Regions from separate parts of the Homo sapiens genome. Here regions 1 and 2 are each linked to region 3. A link is a contact called in ENCODE Hi-C or POLR2A ChIA-PET data. All regions are on one chromosome and are shown on one strand. Each heading gives the region's core, a stretch centred on a gene start or an enhancer-like site at or near the end of the contact. The rest is flanking DNA. Distances are from core to core; before and after follow the strand shown. Region 1 overlaps MARK3 (microtubule affinity regulating kinase 3). Region 2 overlaps KLC1 (kinesin light chain 1). Region 3 has its middle 32 kb from the start of COA8.

Region 1 (3,012 bases), core at 64-2,563, 94 kb after region 3:
GAACGTGACAGGCAGGATGAGACAAGGAGGAAACAGCACGGGTGGGGGTGGGCCTGCATCTGAGGAGAGCTATGAAGAGCCATGGGATTTCAACAAAATGCAATGAAGATAGGGAAGAGTGTTTGTTTTGAGTAGAGGGGATCACAGCCAAAGGGGAGGTAGGAAAGTACAGGATGTGTCTGTGGCATAATAAAGTACACAGACTGAGTGGAACTGGAGGCACAGTGTCATCACCCCCACAACAGCTGGTGGCACTTAATGAGCACTTGTGGTGGTCAGGCCCCAACTTACTTGATGCCCACGTAGGTCCTATTATGTCACCTTCCTATTATGGGTGGGGAAACAAACCAGGATCTAGAGCCTGCTCCTGGCTGGGATGGGTAGGCCTGGAGAGGGAATGCTGCCTGGCACTCACCCTAGTGCTCTGCCTTGATGGGGCAGCAGAGCTGGGGCTGCTGGGGCAGCCTGGACCACGCCACTCAGGGCCTCGCAGGGACGTGGCCAGGTGAAATAGTGGAGGTCACTGAAGGTTTTAATTCAGAAAGGTCATATGACCAGAAGCGGGCTTTTAGAAAGACCAAAAGGACAAACGGTGAATGAGGACCTGAAATAGCCTGCTGGTGACTGGCATAAAAAAAGGGCACAAGTGGAAGAGACCTAGAACAAGGGACATAGAGTCCTAAGGCTACCTGGTGATTGCCTCCCCTCAAATCCATGCAATGATAACTATACAAAATGGAAAAGCAAGGCTGGGTGCGGGGGCTCATGTCTGTCATCCCAGCACTTTGGGAGGTTGAGGTGGGAGGTTCACTTGAGCCTAGGAGTTTGAGACCAGCCCGGCCAACATGGCGAGACCCCCATCTCTACAGAAAATACAAAAATTAGCCAGCATGGTGGCAGTGCCTGTGGTTCCAGATACTCAGGAGGCTGAGGTGGGAGGATCGCATAAGCCTGGGAACTCGAGTAAGCCCTGATCACGCCACTACACTCCAGACTGGGTGACAGAGCGACACCGTGTCTCAGAAAAAAAAAAAAGAAAAGCAAAACACTCAACTATATAATCACCATTCTTAGAAGAAAACATATCTAGTTTGAAATATGGACATTCTATTAAGTACTTTGCTTTTATTCCTTGTGAAGAGAACCATGTGAGGGGTCAGTGATGAACTGAGGGCTTATTTCTCTGAGCACTGCTACCCAACCCAGACCTCCAAAGGCTGTTAACGCCCAGGCAGGAAGGCTGAAGGCCTCGCCGTGCTTTGAACACAAACACAAATGTAGAGCGGAGGCCAAGCTGGATCTGGACGGTGCTCATGGCAGGCTGGCGCCCCCTTGTGGCCACCCTCTCTACGTAACTCCTACAGAGACAGCAGGAATACAGTAGGGAACATTCAGAAAATAGTCGCCTCTGCCACAGAAATGAAGTAAACACCTGAAAAAAATTTTAAGTAAAAATCATTTCCCTCACCTTGAGCCCTCATATCTCCCGTTCCTCTCATATTCAGTTGGAAGCCTCAATGAACAGAATGTAGAAGCAGAGAGAAGAGGGAAAGAGAAAAGAAATCTTACATGCCAGTACATGACCACCAATACCAACACCAACACCATAAAATGAACAAAGCCAAAACACGTTTTAAACACCAGCCGGGCTTATGAAAACTCTTCCTCTCATTTGACTGAGCCAGCGCTACCTTCTTCCACAAGGCTGCAGGGGTGTGCACAGGGGCCAGCTCCATGCTGCACACTGCATACATCACACACATTGCATGCCATACCGCTGCACGCTGCACACTGCACACACCGCACACCACGCACGCACAGCGGGCACTCCTGCTGGCTCTTCAGCCTGAGCACACTCGGCCTCAGAATGGGGTTATTCTCACTTTCTAATTGTGCCACACAGTATAATGGGTTTCCAATTAAAAGCCAATGAGGCTATCAGCTGGATTCTATATTCAGTTATTACCTGTTCTGTCCAAGGAAAAATCAGACAAGTGGGAAGATCAATTAAAAAATAATAATAGAATGGAACTGCCAACAGGAAGAAAGTGCTTTTCCCGCAGTTTTGACCTGCAGCTTGGCCTTCTGGTGACTTGAGAGGCACAGGTACAATGTAGCCCTTCAGGAAAGATTTCCTGCCTCATGTGTGCATTAAGAAAGCAATATTTTTGGTTTCTTGATTATCACCATCAAAAAATATGTTTTTCTTTTTTGAGGCAGGGTCTCACTCCCCTAGGCTGGAGCACAGTGGCATGATCATGGCTCACTGCAACCTTGACCTCCCAGGGCTCAGGTGATCCTCCTGCCTCAGCCTCCTGAGTAGCTGGGACCACAGATGCGTGCCACCATGCCCGGCTAATTTTTATATTATTTGTAGAGGCGGGGTTTTGCCATGTTGTCCAGGATGGTCTTGAACTCCTGGGCTCAAGTGATCCGCCCAAAGTGCTGGGATTACAGGCATAAGCCACCATGCCTGGCCTAAAAAATATTAATAAAATCAGAACACCACTTTCTGTAGTGCTTTAAGTAAAAATAATGAGATACTCTTTCTTCAGTGGTTGCTGGAAAGTGGCTTTCAACTCTGAAAATATTAAAACATTTCTGCTACGCAGCTGTTCACATTTTAATTTCTGAAAAAGCCAAATCAAATGAGGCTGTAGCTTTGAATTTTATGCTTGTTTTCTGTATTAGCTAATTTTCCTGTCATTTTAAAGCCTTTTGCTAATTCCATCCTCAGTGAAATAAAAATAACACAACTAATACTTACCTTTTGCATGCCTGTGGATAATCATTAATTGTACATTAACATTACTGAGCATCTCATTCTTCAAACAGGAGCATGCTAAGTGTTATTAGTATGAAGACAGAATTATTTGGATGCTAAATAATTCTACCAAAGAAAGAAAATACACAGAGCATGCATCAGCCTTTTGTTGCATGGGTACCATAGTCCCTTTAAAATGCCTGACAGAGTTAATCTATTTCTTTTCAATTTCCTTTCAAGGAATTAAG
Region 2 (2,949 bases), core at 11-2,510, 97 kb before region 3:
AACAGGTTCTAGAGCAGCCACAGGCACCCGGCCACCCACTGACAGCCACACCAAAGGGCGGAGTGGATGAAAACTCAAACGGCCTCCGTGATGGGGAAGGGAGGCAGTACTTTCAGATGTAAACCTGATGTGTCTGTGTGAGGCCCGAGCAACTGCACCGAGTGCTTCAGGTTTTAGTGTCAAACTGACAGCACGCTAGTCATCATGTTAACAGAGTTTTGAATACTTCTGAACACTGAACAACAGCTTAAGTAGACAATTAATTATTAATAGTTATAAACTTAGTAGAGGCTAAAATCAAACAATCATACAAACTAGTAATTGGTCGAGCTTTGACAGTACTTTAACAGAATACATTAATTAGGTTAAACTATTTTTAAAGACCATTTGAGATCATTAATTAATATTCTGAGAATGTTCACAGTGTGAACATGCCCATAATTCACATAATCAGTGGTTAAGCAGAATATAAAAATACTACTGTCACAACTGTCTGTCTAGGAACAAACGTGGCGGCGTCCCCAGCCCTCTGCAGGAGCAGGGGCCGAGCAGGGGCCGAGTGCGGGTCTGCAGCAGACCTGCCAGCGTGGTCTGGGCAGCCTAGGACACAATTCGGGGTAGGCTCCTTACTTGAAAGCGATCTTCAGCAGCCTTGCCACCCACGTTAAGGACATTCAGAGAGCTGGCACGCTTCATGCTGCAACCCGGACACGGACATGCAAGGACAAACGATCAGCACATCGGTCAACCAGCAACAGGAAGCACAAGCAAAGCCCCCTCCAACGCCTCTGTGACACTGGGGGCTCTAGGGACCTTGCCTTCATCTTGCTTGGGTAACCGGGGAGTCCTATGTCTCACTCTATTTAGTGCCCAGGAGAAAAGACCACAGCTTCTCTGCATCTTTCACAGCAAAATGCTTCTTTTAAAGTACCATATGCAAACTCAAAATGTCCTTAGACTTGCACTTTTAAAAAGTGGCTCATCTAGACTGGGTATAGTGGCTCAAGTCTGTAATCCCAATGCTTTGGAAGGCCAAGGCAGGAGGATCACTTAAGCCCAGGAGTTCAAGACCATCCCGGGTAACATGGGGAAACCCCATCTCTACAAAAATACAAAAATTAGCCAGGCGTGGTGGCATGCATCTGTAGTCCCAGCTGCTCAGGAGGCAGAAGTGGAGGATCACTTGAGCCCAGGTGGTCAAGGCTGCAGTGAGCCATGACTGCACCACTGCACTCCAGCCTGGGAGACAGAGCAAGACCCTGTCTCTCTTTAAAACAAAACGAAACAAAAAAAAGACCAGCTGCAGTGGCTCACACCTGTAATCTTTGGGAGGCTGAGGCGGGCAGACTGCCTGAGCTCAGGAGTTTGAGACCAGCCTGAGCAACACGGTGAAACCCCATCTCTACTAAAATACAAAAAATTAGCTGGGCATGGTGGCATGTGCCTGTAATTCCAGCTACTTGGGAGGCTGAGGCAGGAAAATCATTTGAACCCAGGAGACAGAGGTTGCAGTGAGCTGAGATCACGCCACTGCACTCCAGCCTACGCAAGAGTGAGACTCCACCTACCAAAAAAAAAAAAAAAAAAAAAAAAAAAAGCCAGGCGTGGTGGCTCATGCTTGTAATCCCAGCACTTTGGGAGACTGAGGCGGGTGGATCACTTGAGGCCCAGAGTTCACAACCAGCCTGGGCAACGTGGTGAAACCCTGTCTCTACTAAAAATGCAAAAAATTAGCCAGGCGTGGTGGTACACACCTGTAATCCCAGCTACTCTGGAGGCTGAGGCACAAGATTCACTTAAGCCCAGGAGGCAGAGGTTGCAGTGAGCCAAGATCACTCCACTGTAGTCCAGCCTGGGCGACACAGCAAGACTCTGTCTCAGAAAAAAAAAAAAAAAAAAAGTGGGGGGAACCATCTGGGAGCAGAGAGGCTCTGCCTTCAGTCTGATGCTTTTCAGGGAGGGTGCTCCAGGGCTCATGTCAGACTCGTCACCACTAAGGGATCATGAAGAGACACTCAAAACTCACTGCTAAAAGATGATGCATAAATATACTGTCATATTTTTTATCTTTCTATATTAAAAGCTGGGAAATCAACTTTATTGTTAGTAAAATAAACTCTGAAGCCAGTATTTTTCTACTTAGAAAGCAAAATGTAACATAAAGTCATGGTTCTCCACTTAAAGGAATACAGGAATGTATACATATATTTACTTTTCCTCCATCTGATGTATTTAAAATACTTGATGAAACAGCCTATAAATAATCTATAACTTAAATGATGGACAGTCATAAAATGACTATCGTTGTTCACCACCACCATGGATGCCTTTGAACATAAACTCCCCTGAAGTTTTAAAGCTAAAGCAACCGATACTGAGGGTTACTTGAATTCTGAACGTGAACTGCATGCAACATGGGACAGCGAACATGAGCGCAGCAGTTCCTGGGAAAGCCAAGGACGGTGGCTGTGAGGCTGAGGCACAGGCTTGAGGGGTGACAGGGACAGCCTCACACAGGACACTGGGATGAGGCTGAAAGCCCAGGGCACCCACCCGTGTGTCAGCAGTGCTGTGAGCACAGCGCCTGGCACATGGCAGATACTCAGCCAGCCCCTGCCGAACAACTGCACCAAAAGCAAGACCTGAATTTCCTTATCCCCAGGCAAAACTCACCCCCAAAATGTCCCAACCAGGACAAAACAAAAACATCCCAATGAAGCCCACAACAGACATTGCTGGAGTCCCAAACAGGTTTTTCTCTACCTAGAACCACTCAAGAACAAAGTATAAAATCAAACCAAATCACAAGTAAATTATCATCTGACATACTCAGTTATTCTTGCTATAAAGTGGCCATTAACTTTTTTTTTTTTTTGAGACGAAGTTTCACTCCATCGCCCAGGCTGGAGTGCAGTGGTGTGATCTTGGCTCACTGCAACCTCTGCCCTA
Region 3 (3,064 bases), core at 362-2,861:
TCAGGAGTTTGAGACCAGCCTGGCCCATATGGTGAAACACTGTCTCTACTAAAAACACAAAAATTAGCTGGTGGTGGTAGCGCGCACCTGTAGTCCCAGCTACTCGGGAGGCTGAGGTAGAAGAATCGCTTGAACCCAGCAGGTGGAGGTTGCAGTGAGCCAAGATCGCGCCACTGCACTCCAGCCTGGGGACAGAGCGAGACTCGGTCTCAAAAAAAAAAAAAAGAATATAATTGAAATCTATGATTAACTGGGAATGTAAACATGAGTCAGATCAGCTGATTCTGTAAAACATTCTGGTGGGGTCTACATTATGTGGCTGGCTTTTTTCTCTTACTTTAAATCTTGCTAGTCTTTGCAGGGGGAGCAACAATGAACTACCAACATCGGGGCCCTTGTGCCCAGCAGAGCAGGTGCTCAGTATTTCTCGGCTGAATAAACATTGACAGATTTTAACCATTCCCCACATCTCCTCCCTTCAAACGCTTGCAGCCTATAGATGAGGGAGCAACCAGAACAGCTGGTCGGCAGGTGGGACCAGCTGGAGGGGTGCGGCCCACATCCACCAGGAGGCAGGGGTGGCTCAGCCTCACGCTCAGCCATCCACGACAAAAGCTGATCCACTGCAGAGCATGCATCACAGAGGAAAATACTCTGGAAAGGAATGAAGGCGCTGTAGCACACCGTTCAGAAGGGATCTATGTTAAAAGGCAAAAAAATAATGCAAGCATGGGGGAGCCTGAGAGGGAATCTAATAAGACTCTGGGAAGGCGAACCCAGTGGGCCACGGGGAGGAAAATGCCAGCAGCACCCAGACCCCAAACTCTACTGGCTGCCTCCCAATAAGGGGGCTTTCAGAACAGGAACCTCCAGCCTCACCTTCAGGAAAATTAATTATGGATTTAGAAAGGAAGCCTATTCCTTTGTCATCTACTCCTTCCTATGCTGCTCCGATTTCCTAACCAGACACACTGTTACAATTTTAACTTTAAAAATCTCAGCAGAATAGAGCTATTTTTGTTTCTGTTTTTTGTTTGTTTGTTTGATTGTGTTTTGAGACGGAGGCTCACTCTGACGCCCAGGCAGGAGTGCAGTGGTGCGATCTCGGCTCACTGCAACCTCTGCCTCCTGGGGTCAAGCGATTCTCCTACCTCAGTCTCCTGAGTAGATGGGGTTACAGGCATGCGCCACCATGGCCCAGCTAATTTTTGTATTTTTAGTAGAGACGGGGTTTCACCACACTGGCCAGGCTGGTCTCAAACTCCTGACCTCGTGCGGGGGTCACGCCAAAGTGCTGGGATTACAGGCGTGAGCCACCGCACCCGGCCTTGTTGCTGTTTTTCTTAAAAAAAAAAAAAAAAAAAGTGCTGGTAGCAAAAATAAAAATAAAAAAAATCAGCAAACAGAAAACTGTCATACAATCTGCCAGGAGTTGCGTGGTTTCTCCATTAATCAGAAGTCTAAAATACTCCTTGCAAATGTACAGAACAAAGGGCCTTCTGTGGCTCACTCCTCTGCTGGGGGCGGAAGGCTCAGCGTGTGCCTGAGGCACAAAGGCTTGGAAGCAGCCACTTCCCCGTGCTGGAAGCAGACTAAAGGGCTTGTCAGAAAACAGCTCTCAAGCTTTGTCCTCTTAGGCGCAAAAGATCGAAGCAGGGTAGCACTGCTGCCCCAAGGCAAGGCTTCTCCGTAGCCCTGATGCAATTCCGCTTCCTTTAAAGAGCAGCATGTGTGTGGGCAGGCCCGGGTCCTCCAGCTGCAGCTCCTAAAGATGCTCCCCACACGGCGGCCTTTCCCTGGGGAGGTTTTTCTTGAAGATGCTTCTATTAATCATTATAACTCCAGCATTTGTGCAGAGCAAATGCTGTACCTGACGCCAACTGGAGCCCTGCTGGGGGCTCTGCCAGAGCTACGGGATGGCCTCAAGGGAGCTGAGGCTTGCAGGCAGGTGCAGCTTCCGGTACATTATTAGGATTAAATAAAAACAAGGAAGGCCGGGCTCGGTGGCTCACACCTGTAATCCCAGCACTTCGGGATGCCGAGGTGGGCAGATCACGAGGTCAGGAGTTTGAGACCAGCCTGGCCAACATGGTGAAACCCCATCTCTACTAAAAATACAAAAATTAGCCAGGCGTGGTGGTACACACCTGTAATCCCAGCTACTCTGGAGGTTAAGGCAGGAGAATTGCTTGAACCCGGGAGGTGAAGCCTGCAGTGAGCAGAGATCATGCCACTGCACTCCAGCCTGAGTGACAGACCGAGACTCCGTGTCAAAACAAAACAGAAAGAGGAAAAGGCATTAGATATCCTGTTTTCACTGACCTGAGATAGCCCTCGTGAGTCCTGCTGAACTTCTGTTAGCCACATCCGGCTCCTTTTTTTGGGTGAATATGAGCAGGTAAAAAATCAGTTTCTACAAAGACCACCCAACACACAAAGTGGGAGAAAGAGACTCAATATTATTTTGCTTTTAAACTCCAAATTAAAATATTTAAAATATTTGGAATTTTAACAAACATGCATTTTGTGGGAAAAGTGGTATAAAACACATCAGTGGGCTGGTCGCGGTGGCTCACGCCTGTAATCACAACACTTTGGGAGGCTGAGGTGGGCAGGTCGTGAGGTCAAGCGATCAAGACCATCCTGGCCAACATGGTGAAACCCTGTCGCTACTAAAAATACAAAAATTGGCTGGGTGTGTTGGCACGTACCTGTAGTCCCAGCTACTTGGAAGGCTGAGACAGGAGAATCGCTTGCACCTGGGAGGCAGAGGTTGCAGTGAGCTGAGATCGCGCCACTGCACTCCAGCCTGGGCGAACGAGCAAGACACCGTCTCAAAAAACAACAACAACAAAAAAACCAAAAACCCACATCACTGAGATAAGCTTTATTTTGTAACTATTTAAAAGCCCACAGAAATACTTTATTTGAATATGGCTGTTACAATTATATTAACCTAATTAAAAAAAAACTTGAGCATACAAATTTTTGGGTTAATTTTTTTTTTTTTTTTTTGGAGAGAGAGTTTTACTTGTCATCCAGGTTGGAGTGAGTGGCACGATCT

Evidence for each region. Hi-C counts contacts between places; a loop is a spot of excess contacts on that map. ChIA-PET counts read pairs that join two places held with the same protein, here RNA polymerase II (POLR2A). Pooled maps may share reads with other maps.
Region 1: a loop to region 3 is called in a pooled map, with 2.6 times the contacts of the local background. The contact joins two enhancer-like sites. A Hi-C loop is called at or near these places in 1 of 168 maps with a recorded cell type or tissue (astrocyte of the cerebellum) and 4 of 50 pooled maps. POLR2A ChIA-PET finds 5 or more read pairs at or near these places in 1 of 52 experiments (GM12878).
Region 2: a loop to region 3 is called in a map with no recorded cell type, with 10 times the contacts of the local background. The contact joins two enhancer-like sites. A Hi-C loop is called at or near these places in 8 of 37 single-sample maps with no recorded cell type and 6 of 50 pooled maps. POLR2A ChIA-PET finds 5 or more read pairs at or near these places in 4 of 52 experiments (AG04450, H1, activated CD8-positive, alpha-beta memory T cell and 1 more).

The regions. Positions count from the first base shown.
Region 1 is chr14:103,498,657-103,501,668 of GRCh38, reverse strand. MARK3 (microtubule affinity regulating kinase 3) reads right to left here. Exons shown (of 18, transcript NM_001128918.3): 17 at 1,469-1,513. Among named protein-coding and RNA genes, the nearest start is that of CKB, 23 kb to the left of the region's middle. Within about 2 kb of position 1,313, at least 9 of the 41 ENCODE cell types and tissues checked have a DNase peak (open chromatin) inside an H3K27ac peak, as active enhancers do.
Region 2 is chr14:103,690,107-103,693,055 of GRCh38, reverse strand. It overlaps KLC1 (kinesin light chain 1), which reads right to left. Exons shown (of 17, transcript NM_001394837.1): 15 at 631-697. Among named protein-coding and RNA genes, the nearest start is that of XRCC3, 24 kb to the left of the region's middle. Within about 2 kb of position 1,260, at least 4 of the 41 ENCODE cell types and tissues checked have a DNase peak (open chromatin) inside an H3K27ac peak, as active enhancers do.
Region 3 is chr14:103,593,023-103,596,086 of GRCh38, reverse strand. No RefSeq gene overlaps it. Among named protein-coding and RNA genes, the nearest start is that of COA8, 32 kb to the right of the region's middle. RefSeq lists a silencer at 2,251-2,390. Within about 2 kb of position 1,611, at least 16 of the 41 ENCODE cell types and tissues checked have a DNase peak (open chromatin) inside an H3K27ac peak, as active enhancers do.